2 separate regions of the Mus musculus genome follow, and region 1 is linked to region 2. A link is a contact called in ENCODE Hi-C data. All regions are on one chromosome and are shown on one strand. Each heading gives the region's core, a stretch centred on a gene start or an enhancer-like site at or near the end of the contact. The rest is flanking DNA. Distances are from core to core; before and after follow the strand shown. Region 1 overlaps Disc1 (disrupted in schizophrenia 1). Region 2 overlaps Cmtm4 (CKLF-like MARVEL transmembrane domain containing 4).

Evidence for each region. A loop is a pair of places that touch in the nucleus more often than their neighbours do.
Region 1: a map of T-helper 17 cell shows a loop between it and region 2 (26-fold over the local background). The contact joins two enhancer-like sites. A Hi-C loop is called at or near these places in 2 of 37 maps with a recorded cell type or tissue (T-helper 17 cell and regulatory T cell).

Annotation. Positions count from the first base shown.
Region 1 is chr8:125,079,758-125,085,721 of GRCm38, forward strand. The region is part of intron 1 of Disc1 (disrupted in schizophrenia 1); the gene reads left to right. Among named protein-coding and RNA genes, the nearest start is that of Disc1, 29 kb to the left of the region's middle. RefSeq lists an enhancer at 3,607-5,163. Within about 2 kb of position 4,140, at least 1 of the 3 ENCODE cell types and tissues checked has a DNase peak (open chromatin) inside an H3K27ac peak, as active enhancers do.
Region 2 is chr8:104,370,938-104,377,245 of GRCm38, forward strand. All of the region lies in intron 1 of Cmtm4 (CKLF-like MARVEL transmembrane domain containing 4), which reads right to left. Among named protein-coding and RNA genes, the nearest start is that of Cmtm4, 22 kb to the right of the region's middle. Within about 2 kb of position 4,259, at least 1 of the 3 ENCODE cell types and tissues checked has a DNase peak (open chromatin) inside an H3K27ac peak, as active enhancers do.

The DNA.
Region 1 (5,964 bases), core at 2,890-5,389, about 21 Mb after region 2:
TGAGTTCTATGCTCAGCAAAAGCAATGCAGCAACAAAGAAAAACACTGACAAAATACAGATATTAAATCACACGTTGAGTTTCAATATCAGGAGACTAGAGGAGGTAAATTATTTTGTTACATTTATTTATTTGTATGTGTGCATGTGTGTGTGTGCCTATATATACCATGGCACCTATTAGAGCCAGTTCTCTCCTTCCACCATGTATGTCCCAGGGATTGAACTCAGGTTGTCAGACTTGGCAGCAAGCACTTTCACTCACTGAGCCATCGTGCTGGCCCAGCACTAGATACGTTTTCCGACAGAGTCAAAGGATTGTGTGTTTACTGCTCTAGCTGTTGGTATGAACCTGGGAGAGCAGGACCTAAAACTAAATTTGACTAAAATCTCATGCAATAGCCAACTTTATTCTGAGCATCAGACAATTTATATTCTGAGGGTTAAGAAGAGTCTCCCAAGCGAAGTTTACAATCACCAGTATAAGTCGTACATGGCAAAACACGGTTTTCCATAGGGTCATTTGAGTGACGACAGCTGATGTAAACTCACTCCTATCTGCTACACCCGGAAGAGGCACAAAACCACACCCCAAGGACAGTTCCGTCTTGAAGAATCTGAGGCCACCAGGTTCTTCTCTTGTCTCCTTGAAGTTTTCTCACAAGCGCTCCGAATTCCCCTCACACAACTCCATTTCTGGACTGTGTTCCAACAGTTGTAAAAGACAATTAATTGTATTACATCTCATCTCAGACCCATCAGTCACAGCCCCCACCCGCCGCAAGCTGCTACAACCCAGGACTGTACAGATGCCACTACAGGCTGGCACCACGCAGATCGGATTCCTTCCGCTGCCCTCACATGCCTGCACCATGAGCCAGAGCTGGCATGTGGAAAGAGCATTGAACCCCCCAGGCACACAGACAGACAGACAGACAGACAGACAGACAGATAGTCACACACACACACACACACACATGCACACGCACATACACACACACTTTCCTGGCAGGACCATGTGATGCTGTTGTCAAGTCATCTTTTGGGTTAGGCATTAAGAGTGGCACAAGGCTTTGATGTGGGCTTACGTTCTGAGTACTATGAAAAGAAAGTACAAAGTAGAGATGCGCTTCCATCTCTGGGGAAGAATTTACATGTGCCATGCTGATAATTTGGAACAATTTTGTGAATAAACATATCTCCAAGTTGGCATACAAAGGGGCGGGGACACTTTAGAGAGCCCCGGAAATGAGCTCCTGCATAAAACGTGGCGTTAAACAGAAAGCCAGGACTTTGCGAATGACTTGAGCAGAGGCTCTTTTGTTCGCACCGATGCGGGAGCTTGCTGCTCTTTGCTGTGTAAACATATGGCCAGAAACCCAAGTTGCTGAGTTGTTTTGAGATAAGAGCAACAGAGAGGCCTCCTTCTGGTTCATCCATATTTCATTAGGGCAGCAGTTAAAAGATTCATTAGAAACACCCATCTGTAGCCAGCAGCTTTCTTGAGGGGGCTCAGATGGAGGCTGGATTTTCTGAGTAGCACTTCACATGCACAGAGAAAGACAACCATTTACGAGAATTAAAAGCTCGGCAGAGAGAGGCTGCCTGGTAAAATGTTGGAGCGTACCTGTGCTCACGTGAAGCAGCGCTCACTCCATAAGGAATCCCAGAGTTTATCCTGAGCTCAGTAGGCGTGGCCATGGCCCGGGAACATGGATTTGGGTTGCCCTGAAGGATATGTTCTGCTGTGGAAGAGGTTACACGAGTGTTTATAGTCATACAACTACACAACAAAAAAAGTTGTACATCAAGGTGTTGCTCAGACACTGTGGGGGGTGGGAGGGGGAGGGACTGCAGGTGGGTTGGTTATAACACAGCAGGGACGTCTCTGGTGTAGGTCTCAAAGGCTGTCTGATAACAGACACAGACAGAGTGGGCAGTGGATAACTATCAAGGGGATTAACGGTAACCCAGGATGATTTGGGCTATTGATCTGTAGCATTCCAACTCTTCAGAACCACAAGGCTCTAATCAGTCAGTAACTCTTGCAGAATCTTGACCATGGGGTGGCTCTTTCAAGGAGCCTTGAACTGACACCTGCTGCATGCTGGTAACCCTTGACTGACACTTGCCTCAGGTCTGAAAAGGGGAGGAAGCCGGACCCAGAAAGGCGGGTCAAAATGGGAAGCTCTTGGTCAGGGTTGGGCAGGGACCAAGGGATCCTGAGATCACACCCTGGGCCACCCTAGTAACTGTCCTGGAGGAACAAAGATAATCCAAAGAGACACCTGTGCCTTTTCCTTGGCTATCAGAGCATTGGGATAATGGTCTCACTGGGAGAAGTCTCATGTTAGGAAAACTGGCTTCCAGACAGACTTCCGGCTTTAGAACAGGCTTGGGCTCTGCCTAATGATTTAATAAACCTGTACACACAGAAAGTAGAGTGGTGTTCACCAGGGTCCAGAGGAGGAGTAGGAGGGTGCCAGTCTTGGACGGGGATCATGTTTCATTCTGGGAAGATGTTTAAAAACTCCTGTGGATGGATGGTAGCGATGACTGGACAACAGTGTGAATGTACCCAGCACCACTGAACTCAGCTCTTATACGTGGTAAGAACGATAAATCTTGTTGTGTGTATGTTAGCTTAGTAAAAAAGTACTGAAAATATCCTGGAGGAAGTGAATCGAAGCCTCGGAGAGGACCAGGGAAAGCAAAACCCCAAGTTTGTGCTTCTCAAAGTATCCTGTTGGGAGTCAGCAAACGACGGTTCTCCAGGTTCCACTCTTACACACCTGGTGGACGTTTCTGGGAGAAAAGAGAGAAGCGTGGGACAGTGTCATGGCTTCAGTTCTAGAACCTTCTTTTGGCTACTGTGTTGTTCAGGGTTCTTTGGAGAGACAGAATCAGTAGAATGAATCTCTCTGTAAAAATGGATTTATTAGAGTGGCTTACAGGCTGTGGTCTGACTGGTCCAACAGTGGCTGTCTCCCGATGAAAGGCCAAGGCTCAGTAGTTATGCGGTCCACAAGGCTGGGTGTCTCTGGTGCCTTCAGTATGTGTCAGAATCCCAAAGCAGTGGGCTCTAAAGTCAGTGAAGGAATGAAGTTGTCAGTGAGAGTAAGGGCAAGCAGGCAGAGAACAGAAGATCCCTTCCTCCATGTCCTTTATGCAGGCTGCCACCCCCCCAGGTGTGGCCCAGATTAAAGGTGGATCCTCCCACCTACGATAAATGATCCAGTCCTCACAGGTGTAACCAGGATCTTGGGTTTTGGTTAATTCTAGTTACTACTACGAATAGCTAGTACAGTTCTCCACCCTGGTGATGATGGTGGTGATGTGTGTGTGTGTGTGTGCTTGTTTGTAGGCATGGGCAATGGCAGAGAAGCTTGCTATTTTTAGTCTTTCTGTTTCGTAATATCAAATATTTATGATTTTTCAAAATTACACAGACGTGTGTGGTGTGGGGGTTATGTGCACATGAGTCCCAGAGTCCAGAGGAGGGCATTGGCTCCGCTGGGATTGGAGTTACAGACAATTGTGGGCAATTGTGCCTATGCTGGGAACTGAACTCAGGTCCTCTGGAGGAGCATCCAGCACACTTAACCACTGAGCCATCTCTCCCGTCTTGAAATATGCCTTCTTAACCGCTAAGTCATCTCTCTAGCAGCTCTGTGCTGTAACATTGACAGCAAGGTAAACCCAGTATGCTTTCAAACATGGCCTCAACCTTCCTTATTACTTTGGGTTCATACTGAGTAACTCCTAAGATGAACGTGCCATCCTTTTCCCTGAAGCACAGCGAGCTTCATTTGTGTCTCCAGCGGACAGCCAGGAGCTTGTCGGTCCTTGCTTCCCACCAAGCTCAGCATCCCACTTTGCTCTGGTCCTATGAGGTCTTTATTGTGGTAGCATGGACACTCAGCCTAGGATAAAGAGAACCTCTGGCAAAAGTAGTTCACCTTCTCAGGGCAATTGAGGAAGAAATCATTAATCTCTTTATATTCATATTGGCTTTAAGTTTGTAGTCAGGTAAAGGCTCTTCTGTGTGGCCACAAACTCAGATTGGGTATTTGAGGTAAGAGGCAGCCGACAGTGCTGAGCAGTGTGAGTTGACCTTTTGGGCTTTGGCCAGCTTTTGGCCAGGGAACACAGCCAAGTCTATTTCTTGTCACCAGTGATCTCTAGTTCCGTGGCCAGTTTAAAGCTCCCCACCGATGCTCCATCTTTATCGGCACAGCCTCCAGCTGCTCTGGGTCATTTTAACTGAGCAGTGACTAGCAGTTTGAGGCTCCCTTGTTGAAGTGTTAGCTTCCTCCCTGAGAACTCTCTCTTCCAGCATCCTCTCAGCCAGGGTTTCCAGGGAGTTGTTGGACTGTTCAAAGAGGCCCTTTGACACCTAGCTTGGTTTCAAGCATCTGTCTGTCCCTTCCCTAGCATCTTGGAGCCACAGGCCCGGCTGCAGGGTATGGTGTGTGTGTGTGTGTGTGTGTGTGTGTGTGTGTGTGTGTGTGTGTGTGTGTGTGTGTGTGTATGTGTGTCCCTAGGCAGGTACAAACTTTCCTTTGTCTGGTCTTAATCTGTAGGCAATGGGCCTGTGGCTCTCCAGACTTACAGGCCATGGCTGGAGCAGTTGGGGTTTACAGTGTCAGGACCCCAGGAGGGTGACACACAGGCATTTGGAAAGAATCATTTTTTAGCAAGTTACTCTCTACTTGGGAATGCTCTTTGAACAATAGGACAGCTACTTAACTGGTGGCATTTGGGTTACAAAATAATTGGAAGTCTTTTGTCCCAAAAGACAATAAGGTTTTGCCAGACTCATTTAGGATGTGAAGCTGTGAGCCTTTCCACCGGCCGGCCGCAGCGGCCAGAACGCAGTGTTCTCTGCGACAGGGATCCCCAGCTCTTTAGTGGTTCTCTTGCCAGCTTTGCAGAAGGTGGAGGGACAGCTGTCCCTCTGGGGCTCCCTCTGTTCCCGTTTGAATTCTGAAGCCAAGCTGGTGGGTGCTCCAAGCTGGTGGGTGCTCCAAGCTGGTGGGTGCTCCAAGCTGGTGGGGCTCTGATACTGTGGTGAGCATGGTTCTGGGCAGGGGGTGACAGAGAGACAGGGGACACTAGGATAGCAAAATGACCACATCAGCTACCCCAGAGCTGTAATGGGCCAAATATGTGGTTATAAAGTAACAGGGAACAGAAATCTGTCATTTAACTGCCTGTCACCAAAGTCATCATCTCAGTTTGGAACAAAGAGAAAGGAGAAAGGATGAACTTGGAGGGAGGCAAGGCTCAGGGCTGAGGCAGGCTTTGGGGAGTCAGAGTGAGATCTCAGGAGTTAACTACAAACTTCTGATTCATTCATTCATTCATTCATTCATTCATTCATTCATTCATATTCATTCTCTGTCTCTCTGTCTCTCCGTGTCTCTTTCACTGAGACTTGGAACTTGCCAATTAGACTAGGCTGCCTAGATGGAGAACCCTAGATATCCTCCTGTTTCTCTACCTCCTGCGAGCTAGGGTTACAGGTGTGTACCACCCTGCTCAGCTTTGTCTATGGCGTGGTATTTTTGTGAGCTTGACATATGTCCTTGCCAATGGGAATGCATTTTTCTGTGTCCACACCATGTAGAGATCAAAGGTCAACACTGCATGTCTTTCTTCATCTTTAATATTTTTTAAAAAATATTTATTTATTTAATGTATGTGAGTACACTGTTGCTGTCTTCAGATACACCAGAAGAGGGCATTGGATCCCCATTACAGATGGTTGTGAGCCACCATGAGGTTGCTGGGAATTGAACTCAGGTCCTCTGGAAGAGCAGTTAGTGCTCTTAAACGCTGAGCCATCTCTCCAGCCCTTCATCTTTAATTTTTAAAAATGCATTTTATATCTATTTACCTTACGTGTATAGGTGTGTTTTCTGCATTTATGCCTATGTACCGCCCACATGACTGGTGCCAGGGCA
Region 2 (6,308 bases), core at 3,009-5,508:
TCCCTCTGCAGCAGGTGTCAGTGGGCATCTAGTTCCTGGTATAACAACCAAACATATCAATAGACAATACCAAAACCTCCTCTTGCTAGGCATGGTGGTGAAGCCTTTAATCCTAGCACCTGGGAGGTAGAGACAGGCAATCTCTTTCCATCCATGGCTTGCCTGATCTACATAGCAAAATTCCAGGACAACCACGGCTACATAGTTTAAAAAAAAAAAAAAGCCAGGTGGTGGTGGTGCATGCCTGTAGTCCCAGCACTTGGGAGGCAGACACAGTCAGATCTCTGTGAGTTCAAGGCCAGCCTGGTTTACAGAGTGAGTTCCAGAAAAGCCAGAGTTACATAAGAAACTCTGACTCAAATCAAAGTGAAACAAACCAAAACTCTCAAGGCCACGTGAAACCACTGATGGGCCATGGTCGTCAATGGCTGTTAGAGGCCCCATGTAAATGCTTGGGGGACTTAAAATACGTATGCATCAGTCATCTGACAGAGACAGCCATCACTGCCTGTCCCCATGGCCGCAGGGGGCACGGTGTGTGGGCACAGCTTTCTGAGCCCTAGCATTTACCAGGTCAGAGAAGATGAAGAATGAATGGTAAATCATGCAGAGGGGACGACGATGACGACATGTGGGACAGACAGATGGACGGCCTCATTTCTTCAGTGGTGGGGGTGGGGGTGTAATGGCTCAGTGGGTGCGGTGATCGCTGTGCCAGTGTGAGGCCTGAGTTTGAAGCCACAGAATCCATATGCAGTAGGAGATCTGTAATTAAAGTGTTCCTGAGACAAGATGGGAGGTGGAGAATCCCCAGAAACTCAGCAACAGCACAGAAGCAAGAATCGGCCCAGGTCGTCTTCTAACTCCACACATGCTGCCCCTCCCCCACAGTGCCAAAGAAGATGGGAGTGCTACAGACCGAGACTCACAAAATGGGGGCTGTAGAGATGACTGAGTGGTTAAAAACACTGACTGCTCTTACGCAGCACTCAAGTTCAATCCCCAGTACCCATAGCAGGTGGCTCAAAACCACCCCTAGAACTCCAGATCCAAGGGACTGGGGCCTCGACCTCCATGGGCAGGCACCTGCATTCACATATACATATATGCACAAAGTACACATCATTTTTAAAAGTTTTTGTTTGTTGGGTGTTTTGCTTTTTGAGGCAGGGTCTCACTCTAGATAGCCTTGGCTGGAACTCACTATGTAGATCAGGTTGGCCTTGAACTCAGAGGTCTGTCTGTCTGCCTACCTCTGCCTCACAAATGCTAGCATTAAAAGCCTGTGCTGGGCTGGTGAGATGGCTCAGCGGGTAAGAGCACTGACTGCTCTTCCAAAGGCCCTGAGTTCAAAATCCCAGCAACCACATGGTGGCTCACAACCATCTGCAATGATATCTGATGCTCCGATGCCCTCTTCTGGTGTGTCTGAAGACAGCTACAGTGTACCTACATATAACAATAAATAAATCTTTAAAAAAAAAAAAAAAAAAAAAAAAAAGCCTGTGCTGGGGGCTGGAGAGATGGCTCAGCGGTTAAGAGCAATGACTGCTCTTCTGGAGGTCCTGAGTTCAAATCCCAGCAATGACATGGTGGCTCACAACCATCCATAATGAGATCTGATGCCCTCCTCTGGTGAGTCTAAAGACAGCTACAGGGTACTTACATATAACAATAAATAAAATCTTTAAAAAAAAAAAAAGGCATGTGTTTCCACACCCAGTCAAAATAATTCTTTTAAAGAACAGACAATACAATGAGTGGGTCTTGTTTAGATCCTAATTCAAACAAAGCAAAAGGTATTTTTGAGGCTACTGGTACAAAGTGGGTTTATGTTAGATAGCAGATGACATCAAGAAATTAGAACTTAAATGTGCTACAGATATTGCAGCTGTTGAAAGGTCTCAACTGGTAAGAGATGTCCACTTAGTATTTATTTATAGTGTTATGGTATCTGAGATAAATAGCTAGCTCAGTGCTTAAGAGCTTTTGCAGAGGACCCAGTTCAGTTCCCAGCACCCACATGTGGCTTTGAACTGTCTGTAACTCCTTTTCCAGCCTCTTCTGACTTCTGCAGGAATTAGGCACACATATAGTACACATACATGTTACGCAGACAAAACACTTATAAAATATACTTTTAAAAGCTGAAATACACAGTCTGGACCTAGGGCCTCACACAAATATAGCAGATGTGCAGTTTGGTCTTCATGCAGGTCCCCCAACAACTAGATTGGGGGCTGTCCCTGAATCAGCTGTCTGCCTGTAGATCCCATTCCCCTAACTGAGCCACCTTGTCTGGTCTTGGTGGGAGAGTTCTCGGTGGGCACCTAATTCTGCAGTGATTTGATATTTGTGTGTGGTGGGGGACCAGAGGGGACTCCCAATGTGTGGAGGATCTGAATAAGGAGGTACTGGGAAGAAATGGGGGGTGGGTGATACTGGGATGTAAAGTGAATAAAAAAATTTTTTTTCCGAGACAGGGTTTCTCTGTATAGCCTTGGCTGTCCTGGAACTCACTTTGTAGACCAGGCTGGCCTTGAACTCAGAAATCCGCCTGCCTCTGCCTCCCAAGTGCTGGGATTAAAGGCGTACGCCACCACGCCCGGCTATGAATAAATTTTTTAAAGCTAAAATATAGTTTTAAATAAGTTATAACAAAAAAGGGCAAGAAGGGCTGGGACAGAGTATGAAACTGCCAGAGCAAGGTGAGGGGACAGAGAGTTGGGTGTGGGACTGCCAGAGCAAAGTGAGGGGACAGAGTGGGGTGTGGGGCGGTCAGAGCAAGGTGAGGGCATCTGGACATGGGTTTCACTCTTCCATTAGTGTGTGTTAGTTGGCTGTTTCACAAAGTTCACTTTAGAGTAGAATGTTGAGAACTGGTAAGATGATTCAAGTGAGTATGGGGGGTGCCACCAAGCCTGATGACTCACATTCGATTCCTGCCCCCTCGTGGTAGAAGGAGAGACTCTCACAAGCTGCCTCAGATTCAGGGGCACATGTCCCCACTCCAAATACAAAACCCAACACTTGACGAGAAACACCGGTGACAAACAAGCACAGCACTGCCACCACTGGCCACGAGGGAAAGGCAAGTTCAAGCCACTGACACTTCGAACCGATTAACTCCATGGCTCCAATCTACAACTGCCAAGCGATGGCCAGGACTCCAGGTGCTGTGAGTCAACTGGAAAGCGGGCGATGGGGCAGCTCTGAATCGGCCTGGCAGTTTCCTATAAAGTTAGACACACGCATAGCATATGGCCTGGCAGTCTCACGCCCCACTATTACCCCAGAGAATACAGTATTCACGCTGACTCGATTCATGACCTCCCAGATCTAATAACAACCCAAATGTCCTTCAGTAAGTAGGTAAGCGAGCAACCGGAAGTCCATCAAACAGATGTCTGCTCGGCAGGGAAGAGGAACGGATCCCCAACACCTGTAACAAGGATTAGTGTTAATCCATAGTAAGTGCATAAGGCAGGAATCAAAAGGCTCCATGTGATATGATGGTATTGACGGTGATGTTCTGGGGAAAGCAAAGCCATGTGGAAGCAGCGTTAATGATTGACAGGGCTCAGCGGAAACTGAGGGAAATGGCGGTGGGATGCACAGCAAGCATGCACCGAGGCGCAGGGTTCCATCCCCAGTATATCCAAACACACAGACAAAAGGATCACACACGGCAGGCTGCTCATTCAGATTAGAAATCTTCTTCTTAAAACAGAGAGAGAGAGAGAGAGAGAGAGAGAGAGAGAGAGAGAGAGAGAGAGAAGAAATCTTCTTCTGCCTTACTGGATTTTTCTTTTTTTTCTTTTTTCTTTTTTTTTTAATTGAATTGGTATTGCTTGTAAGACTTCCTTAACAAATAAGTTTATAACAAGGAGCTACAAAGTTGAGAGATCCTCTGGGAACCATCCCCTAATCCCCTCTGTTGCTCCAGGCCTCTCCTCAAAGCACTCAGCACACACCCCTGGGACTTGGCTCCTCTCCAGTCACCTGCTACCTTGCGACAGGAGCCGTCACCTGTGCCCTATTCCTGGACTTATGTAAAGCTGGTTCCCTGCTCTAGCCCTGAATGTGTAGTAAGACGGCTGAGCAATGACTAACCCAGCAACCAGAAAAGCATCCCTGACCCAACCACGAAACCATGTCCACAGGTAACAGGACATCTCTAACAAGCTATAATTAATGTCCCGTGTCAGCCCAAAGCACAGGCCCAGGGGAAGCTACATACATTTCTAAAACCCATTAGAGAAAACCTGCAGAACTGGCCCGTCGCCTGTGCTATTTATAGATTGGAGATTTGAAACAGCACCCAACAGGAGGATTTATAATTACCCTGGCCCTGCGGCAGCCTCCCGGGAGCCAGTGAACTCTAGCCTGCATGGGCCAAAGGTTCAAAGATTCAGCAGCAGGAGTAGGTGACAGGGAGGGCAGAGCAGCCAAGTGAAAACCGACCTGGTGATCCAGGGACATGCGTCAGAGGGGAAGAAAGCAGAAACAAAAGATTGGTTTTGGACTGAATGAGTGGTCACCACTCTTTTCTAGAAAGCTTGTGCTCACACCCTCCATGGAAGCCCATTCATTACCGTGCAGATATGAACAATAAGCTCCTCCTTATTAGGATGGGTTCCTTTCTGGGATTCCTAGCACAGCCACACCCATCCAAGAGTGATGTAAACATTTGCTTATTATAAAAATAGAACATGAAAATCACAACGCCACAGAGCAAAGCAAGCCAACAGACTGTCAGTTACACACAATAAAAACAAATTAAACAGCATCCAAGTATCACAACTTTTGACATTCCAGTTCAGTTCATGAAGCAGGCCTGTCTCCAGTCTGCCTCCCATGACTGCCGCCTGGGCCAGGTTTTCAGAGCAGGCCTCTGGAAGCTTTAAGAGGAGGATGGGGAAGCCCACCCGAGAGGCAGGAACCTGTTTTCCCTCCAGTGTTCCCAGGTTAGACCTAAAGTTGCCGCAGACCCAGAGCAGAGGAGCAGGTGCACAATCCAGGCAGGGGGCAGGGGTCTTCACACTCGTGGACAAGGACAATGACAAGGACGCAGCTGTCCCTCGTTTCTTACTCCCCAAACCTGAGCAGAGGCACTGAGCAGGTGGATGCCCACAGCTCTCAGATAGATGATGCTTCTCTCCCTGTCAGTCACAGCCAGTCCTCAGACGTGGCTTCCTTTTTAACTTACTCATTCTGTGTGTGGGCACTCAGACACTGCATGTACAACTCTCAAGGCACATGGAGAGCCCAGTCTAGGCTACATGTGGCCATGTCTCAAAAAGAGAACAGGAGCCAAGCTTGGTGGCACAGCACTCAGGGAGGCAGAGACAGACAGAAAGCCATAAGCCTGAGGCCAGCCTGGTCTACACACGAGTTCTAGGCCAGTCAGGGCTACTTAGTAAACCTGTCTCAAAAAACAAAAAACAAGGGGCTGGCGAGATGGCTCAGTGGTTAAGAGCACTAACTGCTCTTCTGAAGGTCCTGAGTTCAATTCCCAGCAACCACATGGTGGCTCACAACCATCCGTAATGAGATCTGATGCCTTCTTCTGAAGTGTCTGAAGACAGCTATGGTACTTACATATAATAAAATAAATAAATCTAAAAAAAAAAAAAACACCCACAATAAATACAAATAAAAACACCCAGTAATTCATAACCTTCTTCTTTAAAATATGCCTGATAGGTAAGTACAGAATTTTAGCTCCCTATGACACGGTTTCTGCGGAAAGCAAAAGGGAACTACGAAACTGTGGTGTTTACAACAATAAACAGACCAGATGTTAGCATTTATACAGACGAGAGTCCTCAGAAAGCTGCAGTGACTCTTAACGTCAGACAAAGAAAACCTCACCCTGAAAGCTGCCATGAAGAAAAGGGAATTTACATTACACAAAAGGCCCAACAGAGCAATCCCAAACGTGCATACAACTACTAACAGAGCCTCTAAACACACGAAGCAAAAACTTATCACAAGCAGAGAGGCAACAGTCAACATTCTTTTCCTCATAATTGGTTTCAACCAGTAAACAAAATAGGCAAGAATGCAGAAGTGCTGAGGGGCAAGCCTTAGGAGGAGGGGCGGCAGAAGCTTCGCGATACGGGACTTGCTAATGGTTCTTTGATATGCCACCAAAGAGTTCAGCAAACACACGTTAACATAGAGAATTAGCACTATATTAAAGCGAAGCTTCTACACAAAGAAATCCACAGGGCAAACGATAAAACTACAGACTTTTTTTTTTTTTTTGGCTTTTTGGCTTTTTTCTCTGTGTAGCCTTAGCTGTC